2 separate regions of the Homo sapiens genome follow, and region 2 is linked to region 1. Evidence: read pairs that join two places in POLR2A ChIA-PET (ENCODE). Cell type or tissue: GM12878. All regions are shown on one strand.

Evidence for each region. ChIA-PET counts read pairs that join two places held together with the same protein. Peaks named below come from ENCODE experiments on the same cell type or tissue, not always from the same donor. Only the 100,000 strongest peaks of a DNase experiment are listed, where the experiment ranks them.
Region 2: POLR2A ChIA-PET joins it to region 1 with 5 read pairs; 3 of 35 experiments call an interaction of 5 or more read pairs at or near these places.

The regions. Positions count from the first base shown.
Region 1 is chr6:21,155,809-21,160,808 of GRCh38, reverse strand. The region is part of intron 13 of CDKAL1 (CDKAL1 threonylcarbamoyladenosine tRNA methylthiotransferase); the gene reads right to left. Among named protein-coding and RNA genes, the nearest start is that of LINC00581, 350 kb to the left of the region's middle. In GM12878, no CTCF peak of the experiment used is centred here; DNase peaks (open chromatin) are centred at 1,098, 1,778 and 3,068; H3K27ac peaks cover 1,417 bases.
Region 2 is chr6:20,548,354-20,553,353 of GRCh38, reverse strand. It overlaps CDKAL1 (CDKAL1 threonylcarbamoyladenosine tRNA methylthiotransferase), which reads right to left. Exons shown (of 16, transcript NM_017774.3): 4 at 4,649-4,761. Among named protein-coding and RNA genes, the nearest start is that of CDKAL1, 16 kb to the right of the region's middle. In GM12878, no CTCF peak of the experiment used is centred here; no DNase peak of the experiment used is centred here.

The DNA.
Region 1 (5,000 bases):
CGGGTTGACAGGTGCAGCAAACCACCATGGCACATGTATACCTATGTAACAAACCTGTATGTTCTGCACACGTATACCAGAAATTAAAGTTAAAAAATATATATACATATATATATATTTTTGGACACAGACACACACACACACACACACACGTGTGTGTGTGTGTGTGTGTCTGTGTCCAAAAATTACAGTGAATAAAAAAAAAAAAATCTTGGCTGGGTGCGGTGGCTCACGCCTGTAATCCCAGCACTTTGGGAGGCCAAGGAGGGTAGATCACGAAGTCAGAAGTTCGAGACCAGCCTGACCAACACGGTGAAACCCCGTCTCTACTAAAAATGCAAAAATTAGCTGGGCATGGTGGTGGGCGCCTGTAATCCCAGCTACTCAGGAGGCTGAAGCAGAAGAATCACTTGAACCCGGGAGGCAGAGGTTGCAGTGAGCCGAGATTGCGCCACTGTACTCCAGCCTGGGTGACAGAGCGAGACTTCATCTCAAAAAAAAGAAAAAAAGAAAAAAAAGAAAATCTTTATTTCCCATTCGAAAACAACAGATGGGATGAAAACAAAAAGGTGACTGCTCAGGAGCCATTTTAGAGCCAAAAGCGACTTATTGATTCTTCCACGGAAACTTTCAAACCTGGAGATAGGTGACTTAAAGCGGGTCTGCAATGTGGACCACGAATATGCTTATTTTGCCAAATAAGCAAAGTGCTTCCTCAGAGAACTGTTGAAAACTGAGACATGCAAAAAGTAGCCCAAAATCACAAGAACAAATCCTATACATTTGGTGTCACAGAGGGTTTTTGCACATTGCTTGTTCTGGAAATACATGATATGAAAATAATCAGGCCTCATTGCAAAGATCTTTTTCAAGAGCAGCTAGGAAGTCAATAATCTCCCACTCTTGTCTGTTACATAAGCATATTCTCAAACCCAATCTGGGTTGGGTGGAACTATGGAGAAATTTTTGAATCTCAAACTCTGCCTGAAGTAAGGGTTTAATTTTTAAAAGGCTAGCCTATGGTGCGGACTCAGAACAGGAGGTAAGATCTCAACCAAGTGGTGGTTAAGTGAATTAGGTGTCGCTGTTCAGAGTGGATTATCTGTGAGAACCGTGTAAACCAGGACAACTGAGGACATACTTTCACAACACAAAACTTAGTACAGATCTGACTGTCTTCATTTAAGTGTCCCATAACTCTTCACTGAGCATCTACCATAGGCCAGGCATGGCCTCTGCCCTTCTGGAACTTACAATCTAGTAAGGGAGATGGACAGTGATCAAATAATCACACACATATAAAATGGCAAGTGTGATGTATATGAAGAGTAGTGTCACAGGTTGCTATGACAGCTTGTATAAAAGATCATTCTAGTTTCCCTTGGAAGAACAGATTCGAGAGAGGAACAAGAATGGGTATGGAGGGACCAGTCAGAAGGCAACTTCCATAGTCCAAGCAAAAGAAGAGGTTGCTTGGGCTAAAGCTGATTTTAAGTAGAAACACAGGAATATTTCCTAGCTTATAATCAGTGTGAAATGTTTCATTATTGCCAGATTTTTTCTTATCTGAATAAGTTGTATTCCATCCTGGAAATATATTTATCATCCCCAACTCTATTACACTCATTTTTCAAGAATACTATAGAAACTGCTTTTTTTGATGAGACATTACAGGAGTCATTAAAAAAATTAAAAAAAAAAAAAAAAGGAGGTTTCAGAAAACAAGGTCAAGAAGCCCCAGAGGAAGGCATTAGGCAAACTTCTACAGATTATTAACTATGTTGACAATGGTCAAAACAAAAACGTATTTGGAAAGCACCTTTTGTCACAACAAAACTTCATCCCAGAAAGCTACATCATGTATAATTATACACATGATCACAATTATATAAAACTAAAAAGAAATAATTAGGTACATATATGTTTCTAACTGAAAAAAAGGTTAGAAGTTGAAGTTTTAAACACTTAAATGGGAAATTCATGTGAATGTTTATTCTAGTCAGAGTTTTAAAAGATAAACTATTTATCTAAATTAAACTGTTCAGATTACAGAATACATATTTGTCAGTGACAAAATTCACATTAAGTTTCTAGACTTACACTGTCTATTCTTCTATGAATACCATCATACATGCTTTGCTTGTGGTTACACAGGTCTCAAAAGAAAAGAAATGGAAACATAGGAAATTAACAGACATTCATAAAATGAAGTGCATGTTTGTGGTCCAGGGAGTGAAATGGTGGGGCATAAACCCTTCCCAGCTTTAGCAAGGAGGTTAACCAGTGCTGTAGTTATCTGGCTTGGAGCTTCATCATGACCCTTTGAGTCCCCTCCAACCCACCCCCTGGCAAAGCAGGAGCAGCATATCAGATCCCTGCAGAGGCTAAAAGCTGAAGGCAATGCAAAGAAAAGCTTTGACATTCTGCCACTGGAGTGACAGGACAAAATTGACTGTAATAAACAACAGTTTGAGCAAGATAATTTGATGCATTGGGACCTTAAGCTTCTCCAGATGCTGAACTCAGCTTGGGATGGGAGATAAGAGGCAGTATTTACTGTCCTCAATAAAGGTTGGATGAAAGCAGAAAAAAGAAACCTCCTTGTGTAAATTGAAACCAGTTCACTAACATGCGTATCCTCAGATATGCACAGCAATTCACAAACAGAAGAGTATATACCATATTCATATATGTTATAAACACATGTAAAGCATCATACTGACACATATGTATAAAATATAACTTGTCTGTTGGCCTAATAACAGAGAGGAAAGCCAGAAAGAAAAACAAATGCATGTGAAGAATCTTTAAAATGAAAAGAGCACTCTACCAATATTAAGCTCACTTAATATCATATTGCTCCACAAGTATTACAAATAAAATGCCTCTCTGAATAACATTTCTTTTCCAAATAAACAAGCACATGCAGACACAGATTTTGACTGTGAAGATTTAATTCACAACAGAAGGATGTTGCTTATGGAGTGAGAAGTGAAATCACAGTCCCTCTGGGCACACCCAGGTGCTCTGCCAGTTTTCCATAACAAGGCTGAGTGATGTGCTTACATTTCTCAAAGACTGTTTTGTTTCAGTAAGGCCAGGTTAGGTGACTGGTAGATGTATGTCATAATGAAACAGAAGTACTATCAAACTACTGATTTTGGTTAGGATGACGAGGAACAAACAAAGAGGTTGCTTTCATTCGTGAAGATTTTCACTTAGCTATTTTTTTATATTACTTAAGTAAAAACTACAAAAACAAATAAACAAGATATCAACACAAGCATATGGCTTTGTAATTATAAGACACACTGTGTTTGTGTAATCAAGAAAGAACAATGAGAAAAGACAATCTTTCGTTTTTTGTTTGTTTCTTTGAGACAGGATCTCACTATGTTGCCCAGGCTGGTCTCAAACTCCAGGCTATCCTCCCACTTCAACCTCCTGAGTAGCTGGGATTACAGGCATATATACAACAGTGTCTGGCTGAGAAAAGACAATCTTGAGAACAATAAGTAACATTTACTGGCTGCCCATTATCGTGAAAGGAACTGAGTTGGTGACTTTACATAAATGTATCTTGCTTAAAACCTTGCAAGGTGATTATTATCAGCATCATTCTAACACTGCTGGCTAGGAGCACTGGAGCAAATTTTTCCAAGGTCATAGAGCTCATAAGTGATAGAGCAGGGATCAAATCTATGTCGGCTGAATTCTGCCAAGTTCAAAGCGTATCTCTTTCCACCCTACCTACCATCTCTCTAAGCATCACAGTAGAAACAAAGAATATGGCGCAGAAAAAGAAATCAATAAACACATATGAAGAGTCAAAGGAAAATATGCTTAAATCATATGCTGAAAAACCAGCCTAGGCAGAGAGCAGACCCTTCTCCTTGGCAAAGTTTACCAGGCATACAAGGTTCTGTTTCCTACCTACTTTATACAGTTTGATACTCTTAGAAGGATTCCATGCCAAAGCAACCACAGCAGCATGCACACCAGTCTTGCTCCTAGGGATCTCTCTGCACCTCTCCAGCTGCTTGAATTCTAGTAATCCCACCACACAAATTCTCCAGTGGCTGCAGCTCAGAGTTGATCCATGTCTCACTATCTTCCTTACATCCATCGTTCTTCCTTCTAAACCTCCCATTCCCGTTTCAATTCCTTTCAGACAAATTTGTCCCATCACTCCACAAAATGGCACTGGAAAACTTTCCTTTCTCTTTCCCTTCTTTACAAAAGGAATAAATGTTCATTTTAGAAATTTTCAAAAATATAGAAAAAGCACAAAAAGGAAAAAAAGGGATTCTGCTAAAGATAACTAGTGTTAACACTGTAGTGTATATTTTACCAGTCTTATTTTTCCTTTTTTTTTTTTTTTTTTGGAGACAGGGTCTCGCTCTGTCACCCAAGCTGGAGTACAGTGGCACGATCTCGGCTCACTGCAACTTCTGCCTCCTGGGCTCAAGCTATCCTCCCACCTCAGCCCTGCCAGTAGCTGGGACTACAGGCACAAGCTACCATGCCCAGCTAATTTTTTAAAAATTTTTTATAGAGACAGAGTTTCACCATGTTGCCCAGGCTGGTCTCAAACTCCTGAGCTCAAGTGATCCACCTGCCTCAGCTTCCCAAAGTGCTAGGATTACAGGTGTGAGCCACCATGCCCCGCTCAGTCTTATTTTTCCTAAGCAAATGTGTAATAATAATTTTTATGAAATTAGGATCACATACATGTTATCTCGTAATACATTTTCAGTTTTTGAAATATCAGTGAACGCTCCCCTCCCTATCACTAAATATTCTCCTATAACATGATTTTAGTCACTACCATTATGCCATATGAATGCAACATTTATTTAACTCATCACCCACTATGGGATATTTAGGTTGTTCTTTACATTTTATTACTATAAACAGTTCTGCAATGAACATCTTCACAGATTTATGTTTACTCAGATCCGTCCCTGTCCCTTTATAATATATTCTGGAGCACATTTGGA
Region 2 (5,000 bases), 610 kb after region 1:
TATTTTTAGTAGAGACGGGGTTTTGCCACATTGGCCAGGCTGGTCTCAAACTCCTGATCTCAGGTGATCTGCCCACCTCGGCCTCCTAAGTGCTGGGATTACGGGCGTGAGCCACCACACCTGGCCTTATGAAGTATTAACACAGAATAATTATATCCTGAATTTGCATATTTAAAAGCAGCAATTTCAAATACATACCCACATAATCTTTCTTCCCCAAATGATAAAAATATCTATGACTACTGAGAACTAATTTTGATATAATTTATCTGCATACTGTTTTCAATAAACTCCCTATACATTATACATAAGGTATATTTTATACCTATTTTATGTTATACATTTAATATTTTAGGTTTCCATTTGATTAACGAAAACATTATCAACTAGTAAGCCATAATAAACTTTATACATTCTCATTATTCCATAGTAATGAAAGTGACTACTGGCATAGGTAATCCAGAAGTCATTCATATCAAATCTTTAAATATAAAATCTGTAGAGATTTACTTCTTAAATGTCTTATCAAAGCTAATTCTGTTTATATTTCCTGGGCCTATAGCACCTAGACTAGTGAAGAAAGTATTCCCACAGTCTGCTGCATGCAAGCCAGGCTGGAATTAACAACTATGAATTTCTAAAGTAGGAACAATCAATAGTTTATAAAATTAATACAAATACATATAATATATAAAAGCAACAGACTATGCTACATTAGCAAAAAAAAAAAAAAAATTCCCATTCAAGTAATTACTTCCTTATTTTCTCTTTTTAACTATTCCCAAATAAGAAACAAAATTAGGTGTGTAAAACAAAACCTAATATTCTTGTATAAACATACCAGGACTGTTATTTTATACAGACAAGTACTGTTACAAGACCAAACACAAACTGCTAATGGATTAAAATTTAATTAAAATGTATTAGATATTTAATATGACATAGAAAAAGTCAATATCTGATTTTCCTTATGTTTTAGGAAATTATCTCAGGGCCTTTTTTTTTTTGAGATAGGATCTCACTCTGTTGCCCAGGCTGAAGTGCTGTGCACAGAACAGCTCACTGCAGCCTCTACCTCTCAGGCTCAAGCGATCCTGCCACCTCATCCTCTCAAGTAACTGGGACTACAGGCAAAGACCAACACACCTGGCTACTTTTTAAATATTTTTGCAGGGCCAGGGTCTCACTATGTTGCCAACACTGGTCTCAAACTACTGGGCTCAAGCGACCCTCCCACCCTCTCTCACCTCGGCCTCCAAAGTGCTGGGATTACAGCAGGCATGAGCCAACACACCCAGCCTTTTTTTTTTTTTTTTCCTTAGGGTATTTTCTTAGCCAGGCACACAACTGTAGTCCCAGCTACTTGGGAGGCTGAGGTAGAAGGACCACTTGAGCCCAGGAGCTTGGGGCCAGCCTGGGCAAACATAGTGAGACCTGTCTCAAAAATAAATAAATATAAATCAATAAATAAATTCTATTTTCTTAATACTCAAACTACACCATCAGAATATGGTAAGGCAAGCCCAGGCTAAATTATACTAAAAATTACTAATGAATATAGAGAAGTAATTCTGAAAGCATATTTTGACCATTTTTAACTTAAAGGACAGAAATATTAAGACTCATTTTGCCATCTAAAGAATATGTTATAAAAAATACAAAATTAATAACATAAGGTATTTTAGGCCAGGCGCGGTGGCTCACACCTGTAATCCTAGCACTTGGGGAGGCCGAGGCGGGTGGATCACGAGGTCAAGGGATCGAGACCATCCTGGCTAACACGGTGAAACCCCGTCTCTACTAAAAAAATACAAAAAAATTAGCCAGGCATGGTGGTGGGCACCTGTAGTCCCAGCTACTCGAGAGGCTGAGGCAGGAGAACGACATGAACCCAGGAGGCGGAGCTTGCAGTGAGCTGAGATTGCACCACTACACTCCAGCCTGGGTGACAGAGCGAGACTCCGTCTCAAAAAAAAAAAAAAAGATATTTTAGTTACTGAAGGAAAAAGGGTGATACAAGGACTAGGTTTCCAATCCTCCTTAATCATTACATGCTGTCTTATAGCTAGGACTTGCCAATTACACATGCAAAGGCAGCCATGAGGTACAGAACAATGGTCAGGAGCAGTGTTTGGAAGTGACAAAGGACTTCACTGCATATGTGATTTAAGATAAGACGCAACCTCTCAGGCCGAGCACAGTGGCTCACGCCTGTAATCCCAGCACTTTGGGAGGCCAAGGCGAGTGGATCACGAGGTCAGGAGATTGAGACCATCCTGGCTAACACGGTGAAACTCTGTCTCTACTAAAAATATGAAAAATTAGCCAGGCATGGTGGCGGGCACCTGAAGTCCCAGCTACTCGGGAGGCTGAGCCAGGAGAATCCCTTGAACCGTGAGGCGGAGCTTGCTGTGGGCCAAGATCGCGCCACTGCACTCCAGCCTGGGAGACAGAGCAAGACTCTGTCTCAAAAAAAAAAAAAAAAAAAAAAAAGACACAACCTCTCCTTTCTCAACTGTAAAGTAGGGGTGCCAATATTTCCTCCTACTCAAGGACTAAGCAAGATAACATACATAAAGCACCGGGTCAGTGCCTGTCACAAAGCATTCGAATTATAGTTCCATTTAGTACACATAATAGATACAGAAATAGCTACAGATGCGTGCATATGTGTGGGTTACTATTCATACATAATTCCTAGCTCCATCCCCCAAGAGGACCTCACAACAGCGACACCTCACGGTGGCAACGAGCAAGCATATTGACTGCCCAGATCCCCTTTTCTAAATGCCATTCTCTTAATGAAAAAAATCAGGACTCCTTGGAAAACTGGTTGCTTCCAAGACTGGGGAAGGGAAAATATGAGAGATTAGAACATTTTGTGGTGCCAGGAAATAAAGAAGTGCTCAAAAAAAAGATGCCGGCATGCTGAAAAGACACAGGAGCCAGCCTGAACAAGATCCTAATGGCCAAGATTGGAACAACAAGCAGCATAATACATAATGATAGTATCAGACTATATCCACAGGATAAAATAAATATCCATGAGTCTGTACTGATAGAAATAACTAAGACGGGCCAGGTGCAGTGGCTCATGCCTGTAATCCCAGCACTTTGGGAGGCCAAGGCAGGTAAATCACCTGAGATCAAGAGGTCTAGACCAGCCTGGCTACCATGGCGAAACCCCATCTCTAAAAAATACAAAAAATTAGCCTGGTGTGGTGGCGCATGCCTGTAATCCCAGCTACTTGGGAGGCTGAGGCAGGAGAATCCCTTGAACCCCGGAGGCAGAGGTTGCAGTGAGCCGAGATCACAACACTGTACTCCAGCCTGGGCAACAAAGCGAGACTCTGTCTAAAAAAAAAAAATTTAATTAATTAATTAAGATGGAGAAGAATGGACAGCTCTTCCTTAGAGAAAAACTCCAATTAATAAATGTAAAGAGGAGGCTGGGCGCAGTGGCTCACACCTGTAATCCCCGCACTTTGGGAGGCCGAGGCGAGTGGATCACTTGAGCTGAGGAGTTCGAGACTAGCCTGGCCAACATGGTGAAACCCCGTATCTACTAAAAATACAAAAGTTAGCCAGGCATGGTGGCATATGCCTGTAATCCTAGCTACTTGGGAGGCTGAGGCAGAAGAATCGCTTGAACCTGGGAGGCAGAGGATGCAGTGAGCTGAGATCGTGCCACTGCACTCCAGAATGGGGCACAAAGAGACCCCATCTCAAAGTAAATAAATAAATAAATAAATAAATAAATAAATAAATAAATATAAATGTAAAGAAAACAAGATAGCAGAAAATCACCATTAAGTAAACACCACAGTAATAACTGTTGCAGACAAGATCCACCAGTAGATACTAAAATTAACAGGCCAAAGGTTGAGGAGAAATAGGATGTTTATTAGTTGTAATGAGAAAAACAGTGACTGTATTGGAAAGAAACCTAGCAGACATGGGTTAGTGTACCAGTATAAGACACACTGACATCATGACCCCGATATGACGCACTGAGAAAAATATAGTATCGCTTCTGTTCTCTGCTTGCCAAAAACCCAGAACCTCATTCTAATCATGAGAAAAAGACCAATTCAAGTTGAAGGACATTCTACATAATAATCATTTTCATCAGAAATATCAAGGAAATGTTTTCTTCAGAAGTGTCAAGGTCACAGAAGACAAGAAAAAATTAAGAAACTGTCACAGATTGGAGGAAACTAAGGGGACATGAAACTAAATGTAAGGTGGGACCCAACATTAGATCTTGGGACAGAAAAAGGAAGTTAATGGGAAAACTGGTAAAATTCAAATACGATCTACAGTTTAGATAACAGAAATGCACTAATGTTAATTTCCTGGTTTATTAATGATATTACAACTACGTAAGATGTTAATATCAAGGGAAGCTTGGTGATGGGCATATGTGAACTCTCTAATTTTACTACTTTTCTGAAAGTCTAAACTTATTTCAAAATAAAAAGTTTTTTTAAATATGACATCCATGGTTATCTACAAAATGTGTAATAACTATCTGTTTCACCTTAAAATCACTGTCATGCTAAAATACCCTTTAACTGCTAGGCTATTTATCTCTAAAAGCTTAATTCTGAAAAATTTAATCAATAAAATATATTATAGATCTCATTACCTGTAATTTTATAGCCATAAGCAGCTAGCTGTCCAGCCATATATTCTCCATCTGAATTATTATGAGAACAACCCCATGTTCGTATCCAAATTTTCTGTATGCCTGGAATAGTGCTGTTAAGGAATCAATAAAAAAAAAAAAGTAAGTTTCATTGAGTGATTTTTTTTTTTTTTGATCCAGGGTCTTGCTCTGTTGCCCAGGCTGCAGTGCAGCTGTGTGACCACAGCTCACTGCAACCTCAACCTCCCAGGCCTAAGGGATCCTCCCATCTCAGCCTCCCAAGTAGCTGGGACTACAGTCATGCACCAACACACCTGTTAATTTTTCTTATTTTTTGTAGAGACAGTGGCCC